Linked DNA regions of Mus musculus: region 1 is linked to region 2. A link is a loop called in an ENCODE intact Hi-C map of the cell type or tissue named here. Cell type or tissue: left cerebral cortex. All regions are shown on one strand. Links, peaks and the distances in the headings refer to the core of each region. The heading gives the core; the rest is flanking DNA.

Region 1 (15,460 bases), core at 5,093-13,092, 81 kb before region 2:
AGGAGACCATCTATGAGAATGAGGGCTTCAGGCCATACACAGAAGACACCCTGTCTGCCAGAGGCTCCTCTGGGGACAGTGACTCCCCTGGGAGCTCCTCTTTGTCCCTTGCCGTGAAAAACTCCCCTAAATCAGATTCCCCCAAATCCTCATCACTCCTAAAGCTCAAAGCAGAGAAGAATGCCCAGGCAGAACTGGGGAAAAACCAGTCCAACATCTCCTTCTCCTCCTCTGTCACCATCAGCACCACCTGTTCCTCCTCCTCATCCTCGTCCTCCTTGTCCAAGAACAATGGTGACCTGAAACCACGTTCTGCCTCAGATGCAGGTATCCGTGACACCCCTAAGGTTGGGACCAAGAAAGATCCTGATGTGAAGGCCGGGCTGGCCTCCTGCGCCCGAGCCAAGCCATCCGTGAGACCAAAGCCAGTCCTGAACCGAGCGGAGTCTCAAAGCCAGGAGAAGATGGATATTAGTTCCTTACGGCGCCAGCTGAGGCCCACAGGCCAGCTCCGGGGGGGCCTCAAGGGCTCTAGGAGTGAGGACTCAGAGCTGCCTCCACAGATGGCTTCTGAGGGATCCAGGCGAGGTTCTGCGGACATCATCCCTCTCACGGCCACCACTCCCCCGTGTGTCCCCAAAAAGGAATGGGAAGGGCAAGGCGCCACCTACGTGACGTGCAGCGCCTATCAGAAGGTCCAGGACTCGGAGATCAGCTTCCCCGAAGGCGCCGAGGTGCACGTGCTGGAGAAGGCGGAAAGTGGGTGGTGGTACGTGAGGTTTGGGGAGCTGGAGGGCTGGGCTCCTTCCCACTACTTGGTGGCCGAGGAGAACCAGCAACCTGACACAGCTAGCAAAGAGGGAGACACAGGAAAGAGCTCGCAGAACGAGGGCAAGTCAGACAGCCTGGAAAAGATTGAGAAGCGTGTGCAGGCGCTCAACACTGTGAACCAGAGCAAGAGGGCCACCCCACCCATCCCCTCGAAGCCTCCCGGGGGCTTCGGCAAGACCTCGGGCACCGTAGCGGTGAAGATGAGGAACGGGGTCCGGCAAGTGGCCGTCAGGCCCCAATCTGTGTTTGTGTCTCCGCCACCCAAGGACAACAACCTGTCCTGTGCCCTTCGGAGGAACGAGTCGCTAACGGCCACCGACAGCCTCAGAGGTGTCCGCAGGAACTCCTCCTTTAGCACCGCACGGTCAGCAGCCGCTGAGGCCAAGGGCCGCCTGGCCGAGCGGGCTGCCAGCCAGGGCTCAGAATCGCCCCTGCTGCCTACCCAGCGCAAAGGCATCCCTGTCTCCCCCGTGCGTCCCAAGCCCATAGAGAAGTCCCAGTTTATCCACAACAACCTCAAGGATGTGTACATCTCGATTGCAGACTATGAGGGGGACGAAGAGACGGCTGGCTTCCAGGAGGGGGTGTCCATGGAGGTGCTGGAGAAGAACCCCAATGGCTGGTGGTACTGCCAGATCCTGGATGAGGTGAAGCCCTTCAAGGGCTGGGTACCCTCCAACTACCTTGAGAAGAAGAACTAATAGCACAGGGTCCTTCCAGACTCAACGTGCTGCCTTGGCTGCCACTGGATGAGCTGCGGCACGCCAGACACGGGGATGGACAAGATGGGAGGGGGGGAGGGGGATGACAACATTGAACCCTGCAGAACATGTGACCCCCCAATACACCCTCCAGCTGGAAGGGAGGGTGTGATGGGCATGCACACTTAGGAGAAAGGGAAGAGCAGGAATGCCCTGGGCCCGGGATCCCCGCATTGCACGTTGCATGCGGATGGACCATATGTCATTTAGCACAGGCCATGTGGGAAAAGCCTAATCGTGCCTTGCTGCAGATCTGGAAAAGATGTCATGAGGTGTCCTGGGTCCTGCCCTGCTCAGCCACTTCAGTGGCTGGCTTCTTGCCTCTGGAAGTCATTCTTGCATTGCCCTTGTGATGTGTTGGAGATTGTATTGGTCTCTAGTCCACCACCGACCACTGATGGGTTTCTGGAGAACTACCAGCTCTGGGCTTTGGCAGCGTCTCCAAAGAGCTCAGCCCTTTCTGGGGCCAGGCCACAGCCTATGTTTGGTAGTTAAAAGAGTTCCCAGGTGCCAACAAGGACTGTCTCCTCTTGCTGTGCTGGCTTGGCCTGGCAAGGAGAGTTGCCCTCCTCGGGGCACGTGGAGGACAGTGTGGGAGTTGGCCGAGAGGATGCGAGTCTCCTCCTAATCTAGAGATTGCTCGAGGATTTCCGGGTAGGCAATTCCTTCTGCATGTTTGGGAAATGGTTATCGGTTGGAGGTTTATATATCAAGCGTTTGGTTTGGGGTTTATTTTAGAAGTTGTTTGGGGGCCCGAGGGGCTCAGCCTCACATAGGAGACGGGTAGTGGTGGGTGGGGTTTCCGTTGAATTCATGGAGGGATGTTTTATTTGGGTTTTGGTTTAATGTCTTTTGCCTTTCCATAAACCAGATTGTTTGTTTAGGTTTCCACTGTGTACACAGTGCCCAAGCATGGCACCTTAGCAGGGAGTTTGGAACTGGGTAAAGCCAAGTCCCCGGCTCGGTGAAACAAAGTGTTCAGGTTCCTGCCCAAGAGGGAAAGAGGGCAGCCTGCTGGGTGGCTAATCTGCCTACTTCTGCCCACTTTCTCCAACCTGGGCAGAAGGGACCCTGGCTGGGTCAGCCCAGAGCAGACACTGTGCCCTTAGCCTGCTGGCAAGGTACCCAAGAAGATGGAGGACTTTGAAGCCAGGAGCCAACCCTATCTTCCTGAGGGGCAGCACCCCCCGGGGAACAGAGAAGCAAAAGAGAGTGGAGTGGAAACAGTCCTCTGTCTGCTTTGGGTCGTGAGTCAGTGGTTGACATTTCAGAGGGGACCCTCCGGAAAGAAGCCCGCAGTGTCCTTCCAGGACTCCCCTCATGCCAGGAGTGGATGCCATACGTGCCTTTGACTTGGGACAGATCCTGTCTCACAGCCTGTGGCTGAGCTGCCAGCATCTCCTCTGACCAAGGGCTGCTGGTTCCAACAGACATGGGAGGAAGAGCGCCCCTCACCCCACCTCCCAGGCAGGTCTGCCTTCAGCTCCCAACCCTAACCTCCTGGATCCCCAAGCCATGTTTCTCCCACAGGTGGATGCAACCCACTAGCCTCCTCTGTCAAAAGCCCGTGGTGGTGACATTGTTCTATTTTCCTTTTCTGTGTTCATGAGTTTGTTTAAAATTGAAATTAGTTAATTTTCTTCTGCTGGACAGTATTAAATAGAGTGGGGTTGTTGAGTTAATCTGCTAGATTGCAGTACTAATGATAGTGGTATAGTGTCTTCATGATATTATTTGTACTTATTTGAACAATAATGATAAAGAAGTGGTTCATTATTTCTTCATTAATGCACTTTAAGGTGGAATGGAAAGCAACCTGGAGAGCGAAGTGCATTACTTAAAGATGCAGCATATACACTTCTCATTTTAAAACAGCACGTATTTATTAAAAGAGGAAAAAAGTAATTTATGACTATTTAAAATAAAATTTAAAGTAGAGTGGCTGTCAGGTGAGAGGACCTTCGACGTAGCCGTCTGCCAGGGGGAGGGGCCACAGCCTCACTCCTCAGATGTCTGCATTGAGCCAGCTCCATTAGTGCGCCCGCCTGGCTGCCAGGCACAGAGCATCTCAGTTGGACTGGACCACCAGGATCCCCAGAGCCAGCCTTCCCCACCTCCCCTGTCCTTGCCACATCCCAAAGATTCTCTCACAATCCCCCGTGTCCTGAAATCATAGATCCTTAAAAGTGGGACAGGGAGGGTGGGGGACCTTAGAGGTCACTCCATACTATCCATTCCTGTTACTTTAGCCCAAGGACAGGAAATGACTTTCCCCAAATTGTCAAACTAATGGCAGGTTCCTGCACTGCATTAGTACTGTGTTCCTCCCCTGCCCCTCTAGTTTATTGTGTGGTCATTGTGTTTACATTGTAACATCCAGCCCCAGGGATGGCTGGGAGTTGCTCAGGCATCTGGGAAAAGTGGGGAACGTCGCCACCTAGTGTCAGGATGTAGACTTGGGCAAGGAGTCATAGCCAAGGTCCCTCACCACCAAACCCATCAGGGCACAGCACAAACCCTGCCAGCACAAAGAATACTTGAAACAAGAAGGGTGCATACCAGGCCTTCCCAGACATGGTCGAGAGATGCCAGGCGATGTGTCCCTGAATCCTAGCCCTCCCCAGGCGAGAGGGCTTTTCCTTAGAGCTAATGAGCTGCTTTGTGATATTGGACAGACCACAGCAGCTGAGGGAAGGGCCTGGGGCTCTGACCCACCTAGAGGAAAACCAGATCGAACTAAAAGGAAAAAAAGTGGAATCTCAGAAACGTCCAAACCTAGTTTTCCATTTGTTATGATTGAAAATGTGAAATGACATTGTATTGCTGTATACTGCAACTTTAATCAGAATGAGCCCTTCTGAGGTCATTATTGAGGTTTATATAATGCCCGAAGACGCATCATCTGGTGCTCTGTTTTCTTTCAGTTTAAAGACCCTTTTCTTGTATCACAGGGGTGGAGGGAAAAGTCTTCAAACCGTATCCTTTGCCAGTAGCTGGCCTGGCTACACTGCCTGGCTCCTCTGTGCTCTCACAGTCGGGGAGCAGGAGGAAGCTGGTAGTGGGGTGTCCATCAGCAGCAGGTTCCTGTTTGCTCCCCCCAGGCTCCCTTCACAACTAGGGTTCTGTCTGCAAAGGCCTCACTCTCTACCCCAAGCCTGGCCCCAAGGGTTCCTCTTTCTCACTCCTAATGGACGAAGGCATTATATAGCGCCCTCGTAGGCACTTTGAGATGTTAGAGAGTATTTTACTGGCATTTATACCCTTCGCTTCCCCTGCAAGGCATGTTACGGCGTCTATCATCTAAGGAAAAAAGACAAGGGAATTTCAGTCAAATGTTATTTTCATATGACTAGTACTTGCAGAATAGATGTAGAGTTATTTAAGTTGTAGTGTTCTGTTTTTTAGGAAGGGGTGGGGACCAGGTGAAATCACCCCGACTTTTCCTGGGTTTGACTAATATATAATTTTTTTTCAGGCTACTCGAGCCCCCTGTTCCCTCTAAAGACTTTGCATTCTCAATGGAAAACGAAAACAATCTGAGACAGGAAAAGTGCAATATTACCAAGAGGGATTTGGGACAGTGGAGACCCTGTTGAGTCTGTCTGCAGAAAATGGGAGGAGTTGTGGGAGGTAGCCACCCGAGGACAGCCCATCAGTGTTGTCCACCTAGAAGGATGTGGCATGGTGCTCTTGACCTCCTGGGCCGGTCCCCAGAGCAGAATGAGAACATCCACTCCCGTTCTCCTGTTTTGCAGTCAGCTGCTCATAGAGACCGGCAGCCCCCTCGCCCCAGCCTCCTGATGTGTGTGGGCTATGAAGCTTTGGATGTGTGCTTGAGTCTTTCTAAAACTGTAAAACCTCAGTTCAGCTTGTGGGCAGGAATCCTGGCCATAAGCAAACTCATCTGGAGGGTGCGTGCTGTAAGCCCCACTTACCCAGTGAGAGCCAGTTCCTACAGGCCTGCAGTAGGCCTGGAGCTGAGTCCTGGCCACCCATTCATCTCAGTGACTTGGGCAAAAGGCATGAGCCTGTCTCTAATAACAGGAACTCCTGAGGCAGGTGCACACGAGCATCCTTTCTCATGCAGCAAGGAAAAGAGGCAGGAAAAGATGGCTTCTTGGGGGCGAGGAGCAAGTTCCAGAACTCGGCTCCCCAAGGATAGCAAGCACGGCCTTGCTGGTATGTCCCGTTTATATAGTACTGTAGGCCTGCTGCTCTGACCCATCTTGTGTGAATTTCTATACAGATAGGAAGAGGGACCGGGCCCCTTTTTGGGTCTCTCCCTTGGAATAGATATGGCTGCATAGCCGTAATTGGAATACCCATGCAGCTCTCTGGAAAGACAACAGTCCACATCACTAACCAATTAAGATTCCCTCGCTTTTTTGAGGGCTGAGAATGTGTGTGTGTGTGTGTGTGTGTGTGTGTGTGTGTGTGTGTGGTCATTTCCACGAGCATGGGAAGTTCATGAGTGCATATGTGTGTGTAAGAAGAAAGAGACTGGTGGTAATTCTCCACTTGAATAGCATGGGGTTAGAGAGAATGAGTACCGGGCAGGCAGTCTCCATTGAACTAGTCCTTGGCATTGGGCAGGTCCCAAGGGACGCGCAGCTTCTGACAACATGTGTGTCATTCACACGATTCTGGCTGGAGAGTGCAATGTGTCTTTAAAAATTTTTTTGTAATTATTTTATTATTTAGTTGGAAACTTCACACTGGTATTAACAGAGCGAACAGAAGCAGCCCAGGCAGGCCATTGTCCCGGGCACCAAGATGAAGACATGGAAAAGATACTGTTGAGTATGGAAGTGCTGAAGTGATTAAATTAGGGCACCCACCTCCATCCTCTCCTTGGCATGAGACCCCCGGGGATTCATGAGCTACTGGGTTACGGTTTGTTTCTGAAGGACAGGCAGGCTGGCAGATGAGGAGTGAGACAGTAGGGCCTGCAGCTGTCCACACAGCAGTGCCTCCCGTCTCCACAGCGAGCCTTCCGTCTCCACAGCGAACCTTAGATCGCTTCCTGTGAGTGTGGAAGGCTCCTCATGACCGGCTGGGATTTTTGATAAGTCCCGTTTGGGGCAATCTGATAGTCTCATGTCCCCATGTTTCCTAAGCTCGGTGCTGAGAGTGACGTTAGCACTGCTAGTCACTTCGTTCTGTGCATCTGGGTCCCCAGACCACAAAGTAGGTACATTGGTGCTTGTAGATTGAAGGAAAGGGTCTTTCCAAAGCCTTGATCCCAACCTGGCTGCAAGGGATTGGCAGGTGCCACCCTCTCCCCTCTCTAAATCTCAAGTGACCTTGACAGTCCGTGCCCCTCCCCTATTGCACTCCAATGCCTTAGAGTGCCCCCCCGCACCCCCCCCACCCCCCGGTGCTGAAGGTCCCTGCCTTATTCCCAAATCATATTCTGGACAGTTGGCTGTGTCTTTGGAAGTGTGAGAGAGTCATGTTAGTGCAAACAGACGTGTCTGGCATGTGGGAAAGCTAGTGGGAGGCATGTTGGCAAGAGGAGTGCGCATGTTTGGAGTTACTGGCGCTTACCGTCCTTGCACGGGGTGGAAGCTTCCAGAGATGTCTTTTAGGTAGGTGTGGGAAGGCTGAGAGAGAGAGAGTTTGGAACAGGAAAGGAGTCAGTTCTTGGAGGTTGAAAACGAGAGGTTTCCAGGGATTTTTGCTCTCACCAGCCAAGAGTCCAGCCAGAGAAAACTTGTTCACTGGGCCCCATCCGGGCTTCCAGTATCATTGTCTTAAGGAAGAGGTGCTGCAAGTCATACGCCAATCTTTGGGTCTGCGGGCCCAGTCCCATCCCGGATTCCCCATAGTTTTTGCCCAGTGCATTTTGTCCCATGCAGAGCTAGCCTGTCAAACCATACAAAATAGACACCACTGACCATAATAGGCCACACCGTAGGGACCCAACACCTCCATACTAGACCCTAAAGCCCAGGCCTATCTGGGAGGCAGGTGACCTCATTGGGACATTTATTCCCAAGGCTCCAATAGAACCTACGGTTCTGATTGCTGAGTCTGCCTCCTGCCTGCCAGTCCGGCCAGGCGAGTGCACCACCCTCCTGCATGTGCATCTACTGAGGCACACTGCTTCTGAGTTTACTTCAAAGGGTACACAGTTGCCATCCTTAGATTTACAACTTGTCTCCTGCAACAGAGGACATGGGTGTCCCTACCAGTTACTGAGAGGCCTGGAAGGTAACTTGGAAGGCAGAAGTGAGCAGCTACTGCTACCGTGTGATGAGAACGAGCCGGTGGATGTCACTGGGACTCCTAAATCACAGGGATTTCCTAGTGTCCACTCATCCCCGGCCAGCCTACTGTGGTCAGCAGGAGCCCTTCCCCCAGTTTCTCCCCTCCGCTCCCCACCTCAGCAGAGGAACGGAGACAAGGACATTGGATGCAGTAGGGGGGTCCGTGCAAGTGCTAACATATCTCCAGGATCCTCGGTGGTGCTAACCTATCTCCATGTTTCTCATAATTCTAATAGTGGATTCTTTTTTATAAGCCTCATCACAAACACAGTGTCACCGGGGGAGGGACCCAGCCCCCTTGACCTGCCCCTTTCCAGGTGTCCTTTATCACTTTGGTGGGACTCTTTGATCTGTAGAAATGACCTGTCTTGGCATGCTTCTAGACTTCAACATTTGGATTGTTTTGTTTCCTATTTTGTTCGTGTTTACAGGCATCTTGTATTTCCCTAAAGACTAAATAAAGTTTTTGGCCTTTTTAACTGAACAGAAGCACGCGATTCTCTCTGACACCGGAGGATCCATTCAGTTGACTAGCAAAAGCCCCACTCGCTCAAACAGCTGCCAACTCGAGAACTGAGCGTGGGATGGGGTGGGGGAGGAGGGGGTCAGTTCCCACCGGAGCTTTCCACACTCAGGCAGCTTTCTGGGAGTAGCCAAAGCTGGACCCTGGGGCCTTAGCTAGTTGTGTTAGTCTCTAGTAAGCAGGAAAACATGGACCTGAGTTCAAAGGCAGGCTAAGACTGGGTGGCCAAAACCTCCTCCCAGGAAAGGGTGTAGGTAGGCATCCCACAGGTCTCTGAGGCCTGGCCACGGTAAATGTGCACAGTTCTAACCTTGGGCCCAGCCTACCTCTTTCTGACCCCAGCCACAGGGTTGGCCTGTCATTCTCCTAGTAGTCTCTAGGTGGCGATACTCACCTCACAGGATCTCTAGCCTGAGAGGAAACAGCATAGCAGGAGTGAGTGTACTGTCCCTTGCTTGGTGCCCTTCCTGATTGTTCTCCCCTCCCCCACCTCCCCCTCCCACCCACCGAAGGCCTGCAGCAGCTTCTCGACTTAAAAGGCTCGCCTGGTATTGTGGACCCCACTGTGTGAGCCCCATGCCATGCTCCGAGGGCAGCTTCTCTGTTACAGGCCTTTGGGGCTTAGGGGTCTACCCTCAGGTGTGCTCAAACACTGGCTCCCCCCCCCCAACCCCCAGACGCACAGCACAGCCCTCAGGCTGGTACGAAATCACCTTTATTCACAAACACAGTGGCCCAGTTCACAAGGGAGGCAGTGCTACCTCTGAACTAGCAGAATGGACAATGGCTTCTTTTCCCAACTCCAGCCACACAGCTCTGTACTAGGACCTTGCTCCATCTCTAGGATAAGCCCCAGCTAGATGGGGCAACTTACCAGCTCCAGCCTGAAGGCATCTACCAGGGCCAGTGACTGGAGAAGCAAGACTGAGGGTGGCCCAGATTCCCCAGTGCAGGCAAAGGCCCACCCTGGCATCCATTCTCAACACCTCCCCAGTACATTCCTCCTCAGAGACACCTGAGAAGAACTCCCAGGAAATACACGGAAAGTATTCCACCCCCAAACTTTTACCCAGGGGAAGCTGGAGTTTTAGGGGCAGAGGGCTGTGGCTAGAGCCACATGACTGGCCAGTGGCCAGGACAGAGACCAAGACCCTGCCTTTCAAGGCAAAAGCCGCCTCTGAGGATATAAAACCAGCCATATGAGGGCCAAGGACTGAAAGGCTGGGAAAGCCTAGGCTAAGACGCCACAGTAACCCTAAAAAAGGCAGGTAGGAATACAGGGGCCACAGCCCATAAGTAAGGGGCACCCCCTTAGCAGGACCAGAGGCTGGCTTTCAGGGTCTATCTTCCCTCCTCTAACAAGCGTCTCCATTCTGGTCCCTGACCCACATGTTGACAACTTTCCAGAACTTCTGATGTCTCTATAGAGACGGATGTCCTGGAACCAGCCACAGTAACAGGGCTCCCATCCAGGGAGGAAGGGCACACAGGTGGAAGTGGGCACTTCCCACATAAGAGAGGCTTATCCACTTCTTGGGAGGCCTCCAGCCTGGAATTCTTCCTCGGGGTTAGCAGGACTGCCATGAGCCTTGTATTGGGGATAGATTCCAAGTGGCTACTCCTTGCTTCCCTTCACCTGGCAACCCTGCAACAGTAGCATTTCAGGAGACCCCAGGTTGGAACATAACCCATAAAGCAAATAAATAAATTAAGGAAAAGGGCTGTCCATAGGCCAGGGAGACCCCACCCCACTGAGGGTTCCTGTCCCTCCTGGGCACACAATGGCAAATCAGCCCAGGCCAAGACTGGCACTGAGATGAGGGAGGACAGGCCTTAAGTGTGGCTGTGGACCTGCTCTTTTGAGACCCTGACAACAGAAAGGCTCACATCAGCCTACACTGAAGGGCACCCTGGGAAACGGCACCAGTGAGATGATTGGCGAAAGTCATGGCAAACGGGAGATCCTGAACATGGCAGGTTGGCCCAAGGTCAAGGACCTCGGACCTGTAGTCTGCAGCCTGTCTGTTTCCCTGCCTTGGGTAAGGAGAAAGAAACATGGCATGCAGTTTGCAGCTGCCCAGGGTGGGAGAAGGTCCACTGGCCTCCTCCCCAGCTGCCGGGGGGGAAGCTACATGTCTGCTAACTCTCTCCAAGATGCCGCACGGGCTGCCGGGCTGCACAACCTAGAGATCTGCCGAGATCTCGAGGGATGGCAACCAGCCACTCAGCATGCAGAAATCTGGGTAAAGAGGAGAGAGATATGGGGTACCCTCCTCCCCTCACTGCTTGTGCCCTCATCTCCCTGCCTGAAACTCTTTCAGCCCAATCCTCCAGGGACCTTGGTTTCCCACGTTTAATGGAAAAGGAGGAAGAGTTTGCAAACTGTAGAAGGAAGGGACCCTGTTGGCTTTGCCCTCAGCTGGTGCTGGCTGGGCTGCAGTCTGCAGAAGTGGGCGTGCAGGTGGGGCTCTGCAGTGGGCTAGGAGCTGCGGTAGGTCTTGATGATGTCCTTGATGGGGCGACGGCAGATGGGGCAGCAGGCGTGCAGGGCCTTCTTGAGGCGCAGGCCACAGGAGTAGCACAGGCACATGTGGCCACACGTGTAGATGACTGTGTCCACTGCGTGTTCATAGCAAATGGTGCATTCATCACTCCACTGGCCCAGACCTGGGGTCACCGGTGACTCGGGCAGGCTCACAGGTGAGTTGGGGGCTGTCCCTGAGAGCAAGAGCACCAATCAAAAGGGGATGGGACCCAGCCCAGCACGGGGCCTTCTCCCAAGAGAAAAGCCCCCCCCACCCCACCCCAGCTCATGTCTTCTGCCACTACGCAAAGCCACCTTTCCACACTGACAACCCACCTTCCTGCCCAAGGAAGGAGCTGTAGCCACACAGCCCCAGACAGAGCCAGAGCAGCAGTCAGAGGAAAGGAGGAAAAGAGGAAAAGAGGAAAGGAGGAAAGGACTTTCTAATTCTTTCCAGGCGTGGTTCTACTGCACTAACGCTTGGAATCCCCCACATGCACTTTAAGAAGTCGCCTGGAAGATCAGATACCCTCTTCTGTGCTCCGTGAGCATTTATACTTACATACACACACACAGACACAGACACACACACACACACACACACACACACACACACACACAGAGTTTAAAATAAATCTTTAAAAAGAAAAAAAAAAAGCCACAGCTACACATCTGGAGAGCTCTGTCAACCGTCCCTCTCTATAGGATTTCGAGAGACGCATTGACCCACCCACGGGGGCCTTGGTACTCACCTCCAGCAGAGCCACCTAGGGGCCCAGAACCGCAGGTGCTGAGCAGGGGGTCAGAGAGGCGGATGCCCAGGGCACTGGGTGAGGTTGGAGTGGAGGCAGGTGAGCAGGGGAGAGATGGGCCACCCCGTTCAGTCATGATGGTGGAGCCTGAGAAAGTGGATGGGCCACACTGCCATTAGCCTAAAGGAGAAAGTTTCAGTCCCTGCCCCCACAGAGAGCTCCAACACCTGCCCAGAGGACAGCCACAGGCTGAGGCAGGACCCCACAGGCTGGTTCAACTCCGACCCATGCTCTGTGCCCACCTATAGGTCAGGAGGTAGTATCATGTTCTATATCACCCGCAATTTCCAAGCCAACTTTCCCTAGGTACCTTTGGCCTTCAGAGAATGGAGTCCCCCGTGCCCATGCCTCCTACCTCAGTCTCTTGTCAGAGTCCTGCCCTCGCTACCACAGTGCCTTGGAATCACCCACCTTCTCTACCCAGGCACCCTGGTCCCTACATTCTGGTCTTGCAGCCTTGCCTTCTCTCTCTCCCTCCTGTTTTCCTCCCAGTCTTTCCTGGGGGCTCATTGTGCACGCATGAGACTGGGGACAGAGCCTTTGTCCTCAAGGAGCTGACTGCTCCAGGAGCCTCTTGAGGCTGTCCTCAAACATAGTCTCTGGGGAAGCATGGCTTCCCCTAAACTCCACTACCTATGGTTATTGACCCGCCATGCCCAGCCACACAGCCTAAAGTACTTCCTCTTCTTGGCCTGAAACTCCAGCTCTGTTTCTCTAGCAGAGCCACGAGCTCGCTGAGAACAAGAAGTCACTTGCCTGTGACTTTCCCATGGGCCCTGAGAGAAGGTTCTGCACACAGGCAGGTGCATTGTTAGCTGTAACTCATGTCAGTGTTATTATTTCTAAGAATGATCAACGAATGTTCACAGGGTGCGTCTTTCCTCTCTCCTCTCCTCCCTTCCTTCTCCCCCTCCACACTGAAGACTAGACTCAGGTTTCACTTGTGTTAGGAAAGCTATCAGTCACTGACCAATGTCCCAATACCTTATTTAACTTTTTAAAACAGTATCTCACAACCAGGCACACCTTTTATCCCAGGACTCAGAGGAGACAGAGGCAGGCAGATCTATGGGTTTGAGGCCAGCCTGATCTACAGAGTGAGTTCTAGGACAGCCAGGGCTATACAGAGAAACCTTGCCTTGAAAACCAAGTAGCCTAGGCTGGCTTTGAACTTGCTCCGCAGCTCAGGCAAAAGCCTCCCAAACAGGTTGGATTGCATGCTCAGTTCATACAGTTTTTCTCTTACTACATTAATATTTTAAATCAATTACCATCTTTTCAGAAACGGATGTCAAGTTACTTTTCTTTCCCAACTGCACTGGCTAGCATTTTTCCGAACAACATCTATAAAGCAACCCTGACCTGGTTGTCTTAGTGAAAGTAGTTTCATTCTACCAGTGAATACATAGAGTTCTGTACACATGGATACAGGAAACGACCCTTACTTATTGGCTCATGGGGAACTTTCACAAAGCCAAGCCTTTACTGTAAGAGGAACGGTGACCCTGCACATGCTGCCCCTGGCTTCTTTTCCCCTTAGGGTCAGGATTCCCCAACACCATTTTGTTGGCTGACAGACATGCCCAATTCTCCAAACAACTCAGGAGCTATTAATAGTCACTGGGTTCTGGGTGGTATTTCTTAACATCCACCTTGACCCACTTAGTACTTGGGACAGAAAAAGTCTTGTGTTTGTTTTGTTTTAATTCCTTCCTGCTCCAGTCTCATAAACACCCTTAGATGGCAGAAGCCTTACTGGAAAGCTACTTAGCTATTATTAGGTGGTACTGATGTAGGAGCGGGCTTTGCCTCTGTGATTTCCCTTCTCTAAGAAGCAATGAGTGCAGCCAATTCTCTCTAACTAACTTCAGCTCAGATTTGCAGGCGCGCGCGCGCGCGTGTGTGTGTGTGTGTGTGTGTGTGTGTGTGTGTGTGTGTGTGCGCGCGCGCGCGCGTGCGCGCGTGCAGAATTGGCCTGGTCTACAGAATGAGTTCTAGGACAGCCAGGGCTATGTAGACAGATCTTGTCTCAAATAAATCAGGCAAGCAAACACAAACAACAACAGAATCGGAGGTCCAGAACCTATCCTACAGCTACAGAATTAGGATCTCCGGAGCTTCGTTTACAGTGAGGCTAGTGAGAGATGCCCAGCAAGGTAAACCCACCCTAGCTGTGGCTGACATCATGACGAGGACAGATTTCCCACGCTAAGGACTGCCAAAGGGAATACTGAGAATGGAGCACATGCAGACACACCTCTCGGACAGCCACAGCGCATGACTGAATGTGACTAGCCCTCACACTCTGGCCATCTCCGCCCCCTCACTAGGTTTGCCAATCAAAGCCCATCCTCCCTTCGGCTGCCCTCTCCTCAGGTGCTTGGTCACAGTGAGGGATACCTATCCTATATATAGAACAAGCCACGGAGTGTGGCTTAATACAAGCCCACATCCTCTAATCCTTTCAAACTGCGTCTTCCTAAAAAGAAAGGTCTAGAACACTGCAATCTAATTCCTGAAGGCCACCTGCTCAGGGAGTCCCCTACTCTGATGCAGGTGCCCAAGAAGACACTAATACGGTGTTTGAGGTGTTTGTTTGTTTGTTTTTCTGTTTTGAGACAGAAATGAAGCTCTGGCTGACCTGAAACTCAATATGCAGACCAGGTTAGCCTCGAACTTGCAGAGATCCTCCTGCCTCTGCTTATTAAACGCTAGGATAACAGATATGCACCACCACAACCAGCTAACCTTATTTTCCCTAAGAGCCACAAGCAGCCCTGAGGAAACCAAGTCTCAGAAAGTTCACTGCCCTCGCCCCTTTAATACAACCTCTGGGGTGTAAGGCTCTGGCCAATTTGTGTGTCTTTTGGGTTCTTCTGAGTTCATTCCTCTCTTCCCGACATCCGTGGACCAGATGCTTCCACCCTACCCAGAACTCACCTAAGCCTAGAAAGAGCATCATGGACTGGGGGATGGCACCCGGAACTCACCGAGGATGCGGACCTGCGTGATGGCGCCATGCAGGCTGAAGAGCATCCAGAGGGGCTGCGAGGCATCCACGCACAGCTGCATGCCGGCCGCCGCGCCGTTGTGACTCAGGTGCAGCTCTCCGTCCGCGTTGACCACCAGGCCCAGGATGTCGCCGCTGTGCAGAGGCCCGGGCACGCGACACACCGCCCAGAACTCCTTGCGGTCCACCAGGGCCTCGGGGCTGAAGGGCAGGTCGGCGGGCCGCAGCGTGCCAGGGTCACACGTGGTGACCCCGAAGGACAGCGCGCCCGCTCGCCCCCCGCCCGAGCGCGTGACCTTGATGAAGATGGTCTCGGCCACGCGCACAGGCCGGCTGGTGAAGACGAGCGCGCGCTCGTCGCGCCCGTGCTCCAGGCGCGCCACCGTCTGCTCGTCCAGGATGCGGACGTGCGCGCCGGCGCGAAGCGCGTGGAAGCGCAGGTCGCCGTCGAGCTGCGCCGGCAGCGCGCGGCTGTGCTGAGAATTGAGCGAGTTCTGCGGGATCGGGCAGCCGGCAGGCGGTGCGCCGTCGTCGCCGTCGGCTCCCGGCACGTTGAGGTCGCACAGGCTCACCGACAGGCGCGCCTCATCCGCCTCGCACCGCAGCGACGGCCGCCGCAGCGCGGTGAAGGAGCGCGGCCGCAGGCAGTCGGGCAGCACCAGCTCGCTGTCTGCGACGGGGAGGGCGAGAGACAGGGCGACTGTCACCGTCCCACAGGGGTCGCGCAGCA
Region 2 (15,460 bases), core at 4,968-12,967:
AACTCCCAAGTCCAAGCCCCTGGATTTGATTCCAGTTCCACTCATTTCTTCCCCCACAGTCCCCAAAAGGCTCTCGCTGTGGAACGCTGGCTCGCCTCAATCTCAGAGGTCTGCCATCGACTGCCTCCTGAGTACTGGGATTGAAAGCGTGCACCACTGTGCACTAGCATCATCATCACCACCACCATCATCATCATCATCATCACATTTATTTATCCAGAGGAGGGTGTGCTGTAGCATGATGTGAAGGTCAGAAGACAGCACACAGAGGTCGGTTCTCCCCTTCACAGTGTGGATTCTGGTGACTGAATTCAAGTCACCAGGCTTGACAACAAAGCCACCTGCTGAGCCGCCTCCCCTGCCCTTCTGTTCATCTCTAAGAGATCTAGGAGAGGTTATTCAACTTCTCTCAGCCTTTTTTTTTTCTCCGTCTATAAAATGCCTTGGTATATTGTCAGGAGGATATTGGTGGAAAAATCTACATAGTTAGTACTGGGTACACAATAACTACCCAATATATGGCTGCTATTGTAAATGTTACTATGGGAATTAGCAAGCAGGACTCAAAGGTGACACTGACGTCTCTGGCATCCAGGGTGACTGAGGAGGCCACCACGCACCCCAGCCTCCATCTCCGTGCTGCAGCTGAGGGCGGATGAGCTCACGTTGTCTGCAAACGTCATGGCAACTAAGGAAGGAGCCCAGACAGAGCTGTGGAAATGGCTGCGTTGGCTGAAGAATGGATGCTTTGATTATCTGATTACGGCTGTGGCAGCCACCGAGGATGGGGGAGGGCCTCGGGGAGGGCCAATGATAGCAGTGCCATCATCTCTCTCAAGACAAAGGCAGGGGTGAGATGGAGGCTAAGCCCGGTGTGACAGTGAACACCTGTAATCACAGGACTTGAGAGGCTGAGGCAGGAGAATTGTCATGAGTTACAGGGCAGCCTAGGCTTCATAGTGAATTTTAATGCCAATCTAGGCTACAGAGTGAGACCTTCTAGAAGACATACAAGAGCAGGTGAGGTGGCTTAGCAGGTAAAGATGCTTGCCAGCAAGCCTGACAACGTGAGTTGGATCCCCAGGGCCCATGTGTTAGAATAAAACTGACAGAATCTCTCTCTCTCTCTCTCTCTCTCTCTCTCTCTCTCTCTCTCCCTCCCTCCCTCCCTCCCTCTCTCTCTCTCTCTCTCTCTCTCTCTCTCTCTCACACACACACACACACACACACACACATAATTATTATGTAAAAACAAGCAAACAAAACAGCAAAGCAGGAGGATCAGAAGTTCATGGCCATCTTCAGCTACATAACAAGGTGGTAGCCAGCCTGAGCTACACGGGACTCATTTCTCACAACAAACAAACAAGCAAACAAGCAGCTATCACGGTTTCTGGTGTAAGGACCAACATCACAGCAGTAGCAGCCGGGATACAAGGCTCAAAACTGGCTAGGACTGGTCCAGGGAGAGCTACTGGGAGTCCCATCCTCTCCCCTACATCCAGAGACAGGGCAGCAGCAGAGGATCCTCCAGGGAGTTTTCCACTCTGCCTCCCAATCAGGATTCCTTAGCCGGGCCTGGGCCTCGGGAGCTTCTCCCTCAGCCACCAGGAGTCACAGCCTCAGGAAACACAGGTGTCTAGCTGGAGCTTGGGGGAGGGGCAGCAATCTCCTTGGTAACCAGTACTTAGTGAAGGGACGAGTTCATTAAGTATTATATTGTAAAAGATAGCTAGTCCACACAGCCCCAAAGGACACTTACCCAAAATACCTACACTCAGGGGCTGGAGCGATGGCTCTGTTGTTAAGAGCACCTGCTGCCCTTGCAGAGGACCCAGGTTTGGTTCCCAGCACCCACCTGGTGATTCCCAACCATCTGTTCCAGGAGGGTTGATGCTCTCCTCTGGCCTCCACAGTCACTTGACATGCACATGGTGCATATGCATACATACATACAAGTATGGCAAACAGCCATGCATATAAGGACAATAAAATTAATCGTTTTAAAAGCCTATATGGAAATGCCCATAGTATCCTTACTCATAATAACCAAATGTGGGAATCAACTCAAATGTCCATCAGCTGATGAACATGATGTGGCTTATGCATGCAGTAGAATATTACTTGATTTTAAAAAGAGACATATTTCCAGGCAGTGGTGGCACACGCCCTTAATCCCAGCACTCAGGAGGCAGAGGCAAGCAGATTTCTGAGTTCGAGGCCAGCCTGGTCTACAGAGTGAGTTCTAGGACAGCCAGGGCTACACAGAGAGATCCTGTCTTGAAGAGAGACAGAGAGAGAGAGAGAGAGAGAGAGAGAGAGAGAGAGAGAGAGACTACATTGTCAATGAAGCTTGAAAATATTAAGCTGAAGAAGCCAACAAAAGTGCCCAGTTATTCTGTAATTCCATTCATATGAAATGTCCATGAGAGGCAGGTTCTTAGAGACAGGAAGTAGACTGGTGGTTGCCAGGGAGCCGGGAACAACAAGAGTGGCTGCTTAACGGTCACAGGGTTTCCCTTTGAGGCAATGCAAACATTCTGGAATTGGACAGAAGTAGTCATTACACCGCACTGTAAATGCCTCTAAATTACATGCATTAAGATGGCAAGTTTTACACCGTGTAAATTTTATTACAATGAATCCTTCAGAAGGTAGGAGGTGGGCCACCCACTCTCCATCCAGGGGTGACCACTGGGCTGTGAATACTTTTCTCCCCAAAGCTTTCTTAGAGGTTTGTACCTCCACACTCAGCAGGAAACAGGGAAGCACTTTAAAAGAGCCAGAGGAGAGGAAGATCTTATTCCCCTGTGGTTCTCTGCACACGAAACATGAATTCCCTCTCAGGTTCTCACGGGGAACATACAACACACATAATCCCTTTCTCTAGGCCGTGTCCCGCCCCTGCCCACACACCACAGCACTCTACTTCATCCCCTGCTGTTCATTTCCTACAGTCCCACCCATCCCCAGTTCAAACCTTCCGTGATGTGCCCTCCCATCTCTGACCTTGGCACACAGACCTGGGCTTTCAACAACCCAACCATCCGAGCACGTGTCTCCCCTCCTCCTCCTTCCTCCTTGTGTTTCCAGGGTCTTCAGCCTAAGATACTAAGGGCACTGGCCTCAACCTCTGACCCCAGCATCCACCTCCTCAGGCACTATTGGTTGGTCCTGAGCCCAGAGCGACACCTGGCTCCCTACACATTCCTAGCTCCATGTTCCTCAGACCCAGAGGGGATCATCAGTAGATTGTCTCCAGGAAAAGCCCAAAGTCTACCCCTGAGAGGAAAAAGTGAAGCCCACTTCTCATCAGCCTGACAGGCAGAACAATCTGATATCTCCCTCTCGTGACAGGTCCCGGCAGCTGTTTTAATGAAAGTGATGAGGAACCCACATTGCTGCAACAGAAGGGGAAGAAAGAAAATCAGTCCCTCTACCCCCACGGGATTTCAAAATGGGCATTGCTAAAATCACAGCTGGACGCTGGCCTAGTGCAGAACACTGGATGGGGCAGCCAGCATCACAGTCCTGGGCCCCAACCAAGGATGTGTGTTCATGGAGAGTCTCATATTTATTCTGATTCTCTTCCTCCTTCCTGTCTCCCTCCCTCCCCCCTCCCCCTCTTCTTCTCCCCCTCCCCCTCTCTCCCTCCCCCTCCCCCTCCCCCTCTCCCTCTCCCTCTCCCTCTCTCTCTCCTTCTGTCCTTTTTTCCTTCTTTGACAATGTCTCAATAGCTTAAGCCTCAAACTCAACACTCCTCTGGTCTTAGCCTCCCAAGTGCTAGGATTTCAGGTGTGTGCTACCAAATCTGTGAATGAGGACAGGAAATAGGGACCCCTCTAACCAAAACACATAGATCTCACAAATACTCAAAAGCCTAAATGTCACGTAATGAGGGGAACAGTTCCAGGGGACTCCTCTAGGCTTCCATGTAGCCAGGAAAAGAACAGTGTCTCTTTTAGGGGGACAGACTATATGATCACTGAACAATGAGGTCAATTTGCCAGCCCCCAGCCAACCCTGCCCATGAAGGACAGAGCTCAGCTTTGCTGCTCAAACTGACCCACTAAGGAATTTGGTCAAATCAGTGTGTTTTCCCCTTTTTCTTCTCGTTTGTAAGGAAGGAAATTTATCCAGATGATGCCCACAGATTCCTTCCTCATTAACAATCTCTTTTCGGTGCTTAGAAACAGTCTTTGCACATGCTGACACCAACAGTCTATTTATTCATGTGTTTATTTAGCAGCAGTGGGGATGGAACCCAGGCCTTCACTCATCTTAGGCAAGCACTCTCTCCACCATTATACCCTCGGCCCATGGAAACTCATTTATAATTATAAAATAATACATCTGTAGCTAAACAGGTGAAACTGGGAGAAGCATACTGTGGCAACCCAGCTACAGGAAAATACATAACAATGATCTCCTTCGTATGTGGATCATAACTGAATATCTCCAATTTTGTGTGTTTAATTTACAGTTGATGTAGATAGAGGCCAGAAATCTAAGAGGTCATTGGGAGGGAATTTGTTAAGAAAGGGTGGACAGTAGATCTAGTCTATACAAGAAAGCAGAAGGAGAAATTCCAAGGGTGGGGAGGGGATGGGTAAATAGGAAAGGGGGAGGAAAAAGTCGGAAATGGGGAGGGGTAAATAGGAAAGGGGGAGGGGAAAGTAGGAAAGGGGAAGGGTAAATAGGAAAGGGGGAGGGGTAAATAGGAAAGGGGGAGGGGTCTATGGAGATGAGGAAGTAGCAAGATAAACTAAAATAATGGGAATATGAAAATGCCATTGGCAACCTATAATCTTATAAGCAAACTTTTTAAAGTTGGAAGGGAGATACCCTACGCGGCTAGAAAAGCTCCTCCTTGAAGCTGTCGGTTATAAATCAGACACAAACGGTGTCAAGTGTGGGACGACCCCTTATGAGTCAGTTGGGGGAGCCTTAGAGGTCCCCAAAACAATACAAGCTCTTGCCATCCCTCTCGGGTGTCCATCAGAACTAGACGACCCTATTGCTGAAGGTACCACACACCTTGGCTGCATGCAATAAAGAGATCAAGCTGGAACTGAGCCTGAAACCTCTTCCCCGGGGGCAAGCTTTCATAGTGTGGGAAGCACTATGCAAGCTGCTTTGAGAGAAAAGGATACCAGTGGTCTCACACAGCTGTGCATCCTACCAACTATGAAACCAAACTGCTGGGCAAAATGTGCTCACTTGGGCAACAGTGGTACAACTGTTACAGAAGTAACCAACCACTTTGTGATTGGATTGGAGGCCCACTCCACAGAAGGGAATCTATACTTAGTACTATAAACACCCTCAAAGCTCAGAGTGGGTAGAGTCATGGAATCTAGGGGTCCTATTGGTGAGCTAAAGTGACATAGTGTTGAACCTACCTTCTAAATATATATGCTTATTATACCTATAGACAGTTACCTCATAGCCTCAGAGTACTTCCAGTGGTCTGTGCTAAAGGCAGAGATCTACGGCTTCACAAGGCGCTGAGAATAGGTGACAGATCAGCCCTCAATAAGACATTTGTGATCAGTCCATCCAAGCTTAGAAAACACTAAGGAAGATTCTAAGAGGCTCAGTGTAGGAAGGGCTGTGAAATAGCATCTTCTGGGAAGTGTGAGGTCATTGCAACCATGAGCTCTCAACAACTACAGGTGTACAGGGTCTGCACAAAAACAAGCCATCCACGGGCAGCCAAGGACAGAGGAAGGACTCCGAGGGCCCCACCTCTCACTGCCTAACTGTTTTCTACAGACAGATCCAGGGGAAAGTGGTGTGTCCACTAGTGACCGCAGCAGACACCAGCGCATAGCTCGAACCCACTGGTTACACGGATGGCCCTCGATTTAAAAATGAGGGGGAGGGGCTCATCAAAATAAAAAATCATGAACCTAAGAAAGGGACAGGTAGAGATGAGGGACGCTCATAAGGATGGAAGGGAAGTAAGAGAGGCTGAGGGGGAGAAGGGGAGAGGGATATATGTGTGTGTGTGTGTGTGTGTGTGTGTGTGTGCAGATAGACACATATACATATATATATATGAAACTAACTTAAAAATATTAACTTATTTTTATTGAACACATTTTTTAAAGAAAACATAAATTAAAAAAAAAAGAAGGGAAATCCCATATGATTCATTTCCCAGCACCTTTGAGAAATGTTCCTTCTTGGCTCTTATTTATTTGTAATTACTGCTTTTTCCTTTCGATCGACATAACCGCCTTTTAGCAAAATGGGAAGCACAGAGGGGACGGGGGTCACAAAGTCTTTGTCGCTTTACAAACCGTTCTTATGCTGTGAGCACTTCCCCAAGTCATCAGAGTCTTTGAAAATGTAATCTTAGTGATGGCACATCCTCCCCCATGATTCCTAGGCATTTAGCTTGTGTTCCTCGTCTAAGTGATACTGTCAGGAGCATCCTAATGGCCGTAAGTACCACCTGCATCTCCATTTTCCTCCCATCAGTTCTATGAGGAATTACAAGGTCAATAAACATGACACTAGAGGACCTTTGCAAGTGTCACCATATTAATTTCCAGAAATCCACCAAGACCCACTAATTTTCCGGAGCAGGGTAGAGGTGAAGTTCTGAAAGACTGGGTTAGAATGCAGGACAGTGGTACATCTGTCATCCCTTCTCCATCCTGAAGCTAACTGCAAGAAGAGACAAGAGTTCCAAGCCTCTAGGGTCTGAAGCCTAGCTGTTTCTAATTCAAGAAACAAGCCTCAGTTCCCCTCCTCTGTAAAGTGAATATGGTTACTGTTGCTCTGCTGACTAAAACCAGAGAATGTCTGTACTCCCTGAAAAGGGACCTGTGAACATCCTCCATGAACACCAAGGCTCTGGGCTAAAGGGTACTCTACTACCCTAGTCATATCCTGGGAGACTTGAGGAACTTAAGTTGTTTTGTGCCATGCTGTGGGTTTTGTTTTGTTTTGTTTTTTAATTGTTCTTATTGCTGTTTAGGAAGCCCTGGGACTTTTAGCTATCACTGTGCCCCTAGAACTAAGTGCAACCTGTCTCTAATAAAGATGAAAAAAAAAAAAATCAGCTTTCCAGAGAGAATTAGCTGGGTCCAGGCGCCCAGGAAACCAAGCAGCATCTTCCAAAGGTCAGAGACATGTTGGAAGCTGGAAGGCCTGGGGCAGAGCCTCGGGCCTCCCCCAGAGGGTGCTGGATGGGCCATAGACAGCAAACCCTCCCGATAACGTTCCATCTGTTTGGAAGCTCCCTTCCCCTCTTTCTAGGGTTCAGACCAGATACTTTGTCTTTGGATGCACAAAACAAACAAACAAACAAATAAACAAACAAAACCAAACAACCTGACTCAGACGGTGCAAAAGATCACCCACTTGCAAAGACCCCGGGAGCACGCGTCTGCCCTTCTAGTCCTGAATCTCTAAGACCCTCTGCTTGGAAATGCAACTAGTGCTTCCAGCGGGATCTCCCCCAGCCCTAGGCAAATGCAAAAAAGACCACAATGACTCTCTTGGGAGGCTCATCTGGAAAAACCTAGGTTTCCCTCCACACTGCCCTATCCAGCCGGCAAATGTTTTTCCCACCTCTTCTCACCGCTTAGCATCACTGGAGGGGACTCCAGTGACGTTGCCAGGGCAGATAAGGAGAATTGCGCAGACCCCCACCGACCGCCATCCTCCCTCATCTCCACCATCAGCACCGGTCAGCTGCCACCACAGCCCACCTCCACTGTCAGAAGCGCCTCTCCCGCCCTCCAAATGCACACAACAGGTGGCACCTGCCGGTCGTCCCCAACCGCACCCCTGCCCACCACTCCACCTGCGCCGCAACCCTCCCTGCAATTGCTCCCCGGTCAGCGAAGCCTACCTTTGAGGTTCTGGGGGTGGCCCCGCGACGCGCGGCTCGGGTTTCCTCGCTGCAGAGAGGAGACACTGGAGAAGTTGTTACCCATGGCATCGGCCCCCCGGGGGTGCTCCGGCGGGAGCCAGGCAAGGCTGGGCAGGAGCGGAGGAAAGGTGTGCAAGTGTGTGCGCGCGCGGGTGCGCGCTGCCAGGGGAGGGCCCTGGCGGGGCTGCGACCGGGGGCGGGCGGTTTGCTGTCTCCGGCTCTCCCTGGGCTTGGCGGTCTTCGCTCGGCGGGTCCTGCCCGCCGTGGGGGTCCTCGCGCCACCCGGCTACCGGGCTCCCATGCCCCGCGCCCGGGGCGGCCCGGCCCCTGGGCCCCGGCCCGCGGCGCGAGCCGCTGCGCTCTGCCTGGTGCTGGAGCTCGGATTCCGGCTGCGGGTGGGCGGCGCAGCGGCGGCGCGCTCCCCGCGGGCCATAGAGTCGGGGCTCGGCGCGCGGCTGCTCGGAGGCTCGTCGGCGGGCTCGGTCCCCGCCCGCGGGGACGGCCGCGGCGACGTGCGTGGCGCCCTCCCGCCCGCGGGTGAGCTTGCAGCGCCCGGCTCGTGTGGACCGCCCCCGCTCCCGCCAGGTCCCTCCCGAGGCCGCCGCCCCCAACCCCCGCCCTAGCGTCGCCAGGACTCCGGGGCTCCGGTTGTTATGGCGACAGCTGCGCAGGTTAATGAGCGTCTTAGTGACACGCGCGCGCCCGCTCTGCCAGATGTGGGTCTCGGGGCGCGCCGCGTTCCCGCTGGCTATAAGTTCTCGAAGGCGCGCGGGACCCAGGGTTGGGGGCGGCACTGCTCCGGACCTGACGTCAGGAATAGATGGGAGCTTCGGAGGTTGAGCGTCTCCCTGTCCTGGGACATAGAACCTGAAAACAAGAGGAAGAGGACCGCCACAACGCTGGGAGCCCCGGAGCCAGGGCGTGGCGAGGTAGCCCTAATGGAGGCTCCCTAGCACGGGATTCAGGGCCTGGCACGTGTTAAAACGCTCAGGAGTGAGTGGATAATGAATTAAGACAATTGAGATCAGGAATACAGTCACCTCCCCTTCGCTGTAGTTGGAACTTCCAATCAGAACCCCAGTCAGACCATTTCCTGACTGTTCAAACATCCTTTGCATGTTCAAGAACGGAGAACCACAAGACCAGAAGCAAGCCGATGGGACCCAGCTCAGGTACAAACCATGAGAGAGATATCGGTTCCAAGTTGAATTATTCTGTCAGCTGGAAAACTAAGAGATTGGGGAAGGGATAGAGGGGGTGCTATAGCCTATAGTAGACCAAGGTGGCTTCCTCGAGGAAGGGGGCAGTCTGTAAATGTCCTGTTCACGTGACTCTTCCATCTGTGTAGCTCAGCACTGCTACCTGCAGGAGGGACCAGGAAGTCATCTTGGATCTGGGGCGGTTATTTCTCCCAGTGTATCATGGGGGAGAAGACAGTCCGTCTGTCCATCTCACACCTTCATCAGCCTTGCTGCTTCTCGGGGCCATCGCTCACTCTAACCGGACTTTCCCAACTCGGATCCAGAGTGAGCCCTGGGTCATGAGTGGGACACAGACATCTCCTCCATCCTTTTCTGGAAGTTTCTCCATAGGACCCATCCTCAATGTGTAGGCACAGCTCTTTCCTGACCACCCCAGCTAAGCATCTCTGCCTCTCTCTATCATTCTCCATAGGGTCATCCCATTCTCTTCGTGGCTTTTATATGACTTTGCCTAAAAGTAGCCTTTTCTGCTTGGTTAGATTCGGCTTCTCTTGATAGAGAATAAGCTTGCTGAGGGGAGAGTCGGCCAGCCACTTTCCTCACAGTGTTCTAGCTCCCAGGGCAGGGACATGCGGATTCTCAGAAGTATTTGTACAGTGAATGGATCCCCATGCCTGCCAGCAGTAAAATCCTACTGTGATCTTTAGACATCATCTCTGATCCCCTTTAGCCCCCTGTCCTGCCTTTTACTCTCCTCTGATTGCACATGTTATATCCTTAAGTTTCAGAGACTCCAGGCAAGCTAGAAATACCTGTGAAAGGTATGCTCTGGTGTTTGAGGAGAAAGACAACCAGGCCCCCAGTCCCAGCCCCAGCCCCAAGCCTCTGGGGTGCCTGGGATCAGGTGCTGACTGGCTACAGAATGGTCAGGGACTGGTGTCTTATTTATAGGCGGTGTCTTCCCAACACTTATTCCCCAAATGATGATTCATTTGTCAGCAATCTGTGGGCTCTTAACAGCTACATACATAAAGCACACACACACACACACACACACACAGAGAGAGAGAGAGAGAGAGAGAGAGAGAGAGAGAGAGAGAGAGAGAATGAGGACATACAGATTACACATAGCTGGGGAGATCAGGCATTTTATGAGTCAGAATAAATATGTGGAGCCTGTATAGAGGAGACTAATTCCCCTGGAGTGTGTGTGAAGTGCAGGGTTCTGGCTGGGATTTGTAGAGAGTGGCTGGAGAGGCTCTGAGTCCTTCTGGAATAAGCCCGCTTCTGTGGCCTGGGAAGCCTTGGTACAGGATAGGGGTGGACCCAAGGCCCCAAAGGGAGATTACAGGCCCCACACAGGCCTAAATGTGGGCCATGGGCAAAGCAGAAGAAAAATGAAGGCCAAATGACAAGAAGGAGGGAGGAAAGGCGGGAGGGAGGGAAGGAGGGAGGGAGGGAGGGAGGGAGGGAGGGAGGGAGGGAGGGAGGGCGGGCAAGCAGGCCAAAAGGCTCTCTCCTGATCCTCTGAGTAGCCTGAGCTCCAAAGGAAACTGACAGTGTTGCTTCTGAACTTGAAGGTCATAACCTGCTCAGGTGTGCCCACCCTCAGCCCCCTATTCAAACTTTAATCTCACTTTAGGACCCCAGAAGACAGACTTGGGGGATACTGGATCTCTTTGTCCCTCTTTGACCGTCTTTGTCCCTTGGTTCCTAATGTGGCCACATTCACTAACTCTCCTTTTTCTGCTTTCTCAGTTTAATTAAGGACCAGTTACTGGACATGGCTTGGGGCATAGGTTGTAATTCCCTGTTCAGCACAGTATCAGGGACAAAGGCAGGGAGCTGAGACAGTATCAAAACTTCCCCTGACTCAGAGGAAAATCATGGGAGGAAGATAGGGCTAAACTGGGCTGAGATGAGGGAGACCCCCCCCCCCCGACCCCGTTCCCCCCCCCCCCCGCCAGCCAATGTGCGGCTGTGAAGGATCATGCAGGGGTCATGCTGAGCAGAAACACCCTACACTTGTCTGCCCAAGGGCCCCTCAGTGTCACCCCTTGAACCCTTAACCCTACTTTTTTCCCCCCTGGGGAGTTCAGATTGGGGCATGGGACACCACTGTTAAATGTCAACTGGATATAGGTCTTTAGCAAGCAGGCAGGGACCTAAAGAAGGAAGTATAACCTTCTACATTGTCCTGGGTTCTGGGAACCCTTTTCTGGCTCTGGGTAAATCCATCTTGAAGAATCACAGAGTGCCAGCAGCCTTCCTTCCTTCCTCTGGACTCTGGTCAAACTCCCAGATTTTTAGCCCCTCCACAACCACCACCCAGGCAGCTTAAAGGCAACAGTTAGGAGGTAGCTCAGCCCCATCCTGGAAAGGAGGAGCGAGAAGAAGCTTCCAGGGCAGACTGGAGCTAGAGGAAGTCACTGTTTAGGTGGCTTCAGTGAAACTATCAACATCACAAGGTGAAACTGGGCAGTGGTGGCACAGGACTCTAATCTCAGCACTCGGGAGGCAGAGGCAGGCAGATCTCAGTGTGCTTGAGGTCAGCCTGGTCTACAGAGCAAGTTCTAGGGACAGCCAGGGTTATAGGGAGAAACCCTGTCTTGAAAAGGCAAATCAACCCACCAACCAGCCAAACAACAAAAAAAACAACAACTCCAACACCACAAGGTGGTGCTCTAGCACCCAACACCTTAGAAACCCCTCTCCAGGATTGCAGATTCTTTGTTTGTCTGTCTGTCTGCCCATGTCTGTGAGAGCTCATATCAGCTAGTAGGACAATGGAGAGAGGACCCCAGGCAGAGATGAGAGGGGAGGTCAGGATTCCATCAAAAGCTGCTCTGCGAAACTCCCCCTGCTCCCCCTCCCACCCCATTACCTTCCCTTCTGGTCTCTCCCTCTCCTCTCTCTTCCTCTCCTTCTCTTTCCCCTCCCCCATCTTTCTTCTCTTCCCTCTCCCCCTGTCTGCTCCACTCTCCCCTTCGCCCTTATTCTCCACAGCGTCCACGGGTCTGAATTTGAGACCTGAAGTCCTTTATCAATCATGTTGAAAACCTAGCAGGATGTTTGATTTGACCAAGAGTCTGCTTTCTTCCTTCCCTGATCCCTGAGGTGCTGAACCCAGAGCTAGCCAAGGATAGCCAAGGATAGCCAAGGATAGCTGAAGACAGCCACAGACAGCCCACAAGGCAAACAAGAATGGGGTTCACCCAAGCGGGGCCACACTGCTTTATTCCCGAGGACTGAGCCCTACCCACTGCCCATTCCTTGAACAATTAGTAGACCTGAGGAGATGGTCAGTCGGTAAAGTGCTTGCCCTGTAATTGTGAGAACCTGAGTTCATGTTCAAAACAAAAACAAACAAACAAACAAAAACAAAGACAAATCTAGGCACGAGGCACACGCCTGTGATCCCAGCAGAAACAGAAGTTCCCCGGGGCTCTGCTGGCCTGCCAATCTAGCCAGTTAATTTTTTAACTTAAAAATATTTTTTTTTTGTCAGAGCTGGAGAAATGGCTCAGAGGTTAAGAGCACCAGCTGCTCTTTCAGAAGTCCTGAGTTCAATTCCCAGCAGTCAATCACATGGTGGCTCACAGCCATCTCTGATAGGATCTGATGCCCTCTTCTGGCCAGCAGGTGTACATGCTGCGTAGATGCTCTTTCTATGCAGTACTCATATACCCAAAGTGAATAAATAATTTTAAAAGATTTTTCATACAGTAGTTTGATCATACTGCCCCTCCCCCAACTCCTCTTAAATCCTCCCACACCCGCTGAAAGTGTGTGTGTATGTGTGTGTGTGTGTGCAGAGAGAGAGAGAGAGAGAGAGAGAGAGAGAGAGAGAGAGAGTTGAGACAAAAATTACCAAAGCAAAAAGCACACGCAAAACCACGGAGTCAATTTTCCGTTGGCCAATTACTCCTAGGCCTGGTTCTTACCCTTGGGTGTGGCTGACATAGCAGGTGACCCCTCCCCTCCTCTCCCCTCCCCTCCCCTCCTCTCCCCTCCCCTCCCCTCCTCTCCCCTCCCCTCCTCTCCCCTCCCCTCCCCTCCCCTCCCCTCCCCTCCCCTCCCCTCCCCTCCCCTCAAGGATCCCTGCAGAAGAGGAGGCAGAAAGATTCTAAGAGCCAGAGTTTAGGGATGGCTCCAAGGAGACAGCATCTTCAGAGGCATGCGCAGAAGACCTCACAGCACAGACACATGACCGATACACATGTTAACTCCGCATGGACCAGACCTTCTTCACAGGTTCAAGCCAGACAAAGTTCTGGCAAAGAGAAAGGGAAGGAGCCATAAAGCCCCATCCTAGGAATATTCACGGACCCATAAATATTCTTACCTTTGGGGCCAACTTTCATCGGTTCAAATGTACTAAAATATACCATTTGTGGGGACTGGAGAGGAGGCTCAGTGAGTGGTCATTTGTTGTTCTCTCAGAGGACCAAAGGACCTCAGGTGTAGAGATAATCTCTTGTGTACTGTGTGGAAGCATCACCTGCCAATAAAAAGCTGATGAGTAGTTTAAGGTGAGGCAGGATAGAAGGCAGGACATCCGACAGAGAGATTAGAACTCTAGGAGTCAGTCAGAGGTGGAGAGATTTGCCCTGGCCTCTGAAGAAGTCGGGCGTATGAAACTCAGGAGAGGTAACTAGCCTTGTGGCAGACATAAAATAGTTTAAATGGGTTATGTAAGGTGTGAGCTGGTCGGGGAACGAGCCAAAGCTTCTGGCCTAGGCGTTCATTCATAAATCAATAAGCCTCCAAGTCTGTAGCCGTCCAGTGGCCATGGATGAACTGGGTCACCTGAAAGGGGGCTGGAAGTGAAAAGGACAGGGTGCGAGAGAAGGATGACGCCAAGACAAGGTGCTGCTGGTCAAGGCTCCAAGTTGAATATTCAGCACTGTGTTTATTTAGGACAAGCCCACAGACCCATGCTCTGTTTCAGCTGGATTATGTTGCAAAGCAAGCTCTTGGGGCAGCCTACTCTTCTAAGTTCCTCTAGGAAATTGCAGATGAGGCAAGGGGAAGACTCCACCTGGGTCGTTAAACCCATTGTGGCAAGCACTTACGGACTGTTTAGTCTACTCAAGGCTGGGGGAAAGGGCACAACTCCCCCTTTTTTTGTTTTTTAAAGATGAGAAGGACCAGTAGCTAGATGGGGGCACAAGACTTACTTGTTTTCCATAATCCCGTCTAGGGTAAAGAGGATGACCATGCCTGTCTTAAGTCGGTGTTGTCTATATATAGCTTCTTCTTACCCATCAGGGAGCACAAACAGAGCATTGATATAGTCTCTGTCTTAGGTTGATCGGAGCTCAGGAACACTCTTGCCCATCTCTGACTATTGGCCTTCTATAGCCCACTCTTTCCCATTCAGACCAAAGCCACGAAGGACAATTGAATAGGCACTCAATGCATCTCTTCATAGGGATGAATAACTGCCATGGTGAATAGCTGAGCTTGCTGAGAGCGATCCTGTATGAAGGCAACTGATTAAGATACAAAGTCCAAAAGTTAAACGCAACAAGATTGTAACTAATAGTCCAAGCAGTGTAGAAATTAAAGCTGCGATGGCTGGAGCGATGGCTCAACAGTTAAGAACACCACCAACTGCTCTTCCAAAGGCCCTGAGTTCAATTCCCAGCAACCACATGGTGGCTCACAACCATCTGTAATGGGGTCTGATGCTCTTCTGGTGTGTCTGAAGAGAGCAATGGTGAATACATAAATAAAGTTGTAAGCCATGGGGAAGTGGAGAACCAGGATTCAAACAATCCCTGATTCTGTCCTTTTTCTCTTTTCCTTTTGGCCAGTCCTTCTCGAACTTTAGCCTTTACTATTCCTGAATGATCGATGTAAAAACAACATTCCTCATGGAGGGATGCACATAGTCCTCCCTGTTGAAGGAATAAAAGATCAAGTCCTCTCCTGTTTTGAAAAACGCTCTCCTAAAACAAGGAGTTTACAGATTCTTGCAAATGGGAAATAGAGGTTTCTATCCTTTCTATATCTTTTTCTATTGCTGTTCTAAGGAGTTTATAATTTTTTCCTTGAGAAACCAGTGCCAGTAGCTGCTCCTCCCACACTCAGAGAGTTCCTTGGAATCCAAATTTTAAATTTTAAAATAAAAAGCATGATTTCAGTAATTTTGTGGTGTACAGAGATATAATTCCCCCCCCTTTTTTTGTTTTTTGTTTGTTTTTGTTTTTGTTTTTCAAGACAGGGTTTCTCTGTGTAGCTCTGGCTGTCCTGGAACTCACTTTGTAGACCAGGCTGGCCTTGAACTCAGAAATCTGCCTGCCTCTGCCTCCTGAGTGCTGGGATTAAAGGCGTGCACCACCACGCCCAGCTTGGTTTTTTTTTT

The links. Hi-C counts contacts between places; a loop is a spot of excess contacts. Peaks named below come from ENCODE experiments on the same cell type or tissue, not always from the same donor. Only the 100,000 strongest peaks of a DNase experiment are listed, where the experiment ranks them.
Region 1: a loop joins it to region 2, with 6 times the contacts of the local background. A loop is called at or near these places in 23 of 42 quality-filtered maps.

What each region holds. Positions count from the first base shown.
Region 1 is chr19:47,253,059-47,268,518 of GRCm38, reverse strand. Neurl1a (neuralized E3 ubiquitin protein ligase 1A) reads right to left here. Exons shown (of 6, transcript NM_021360.4): 4 at 14,711-15,400; 5 at 11,661-11,807; 6 at 9,078-11,102. The coding sequence ends at 10,864. It overlaps Sh3pxd2a (SH3 and PX domains 2A), which reads left to right. Exons shown (of 15, transcript NM_008018.4): 15 at 1-8,345. The coding sequence ends at 1,532. Among named protein-coding and RNA genes, the nearest start is that of Mir6995, 13 kb to the left of the region's middle. In left cerebral cortex, for the core only: a CTCF peak has its summit at 8,736; DNase peaks (open chromatin) are centred at 5,418, 7,136 and 8,702; H3K27ac peaks cover 213 bases.
Region 2 is chr19:47,171,959-47,187,418 of GRCm38, reverse strand. It overlaps Neurl1a (neuralized E3 ubiquitin protein ligase 1A), which reads right to left and starts at 8,599. Exons shown (of 6, transcript NM_021360.4): 1 at 7,868-8,599. The coding sequence starts at 7,952. In left cerebral cortex, for the core only: CTCF peaks have their summits at 9,250, 11,761 (motif pointing right) and 12,712 (motif pointing left); DNase peaks (open chromatin) are centred at 8,580, 9,185, 10,028, 12,723 and 3 more places; H3K4me3 peaks cover 2,678 bases; H3K27ac peaks cover 1,880 bases.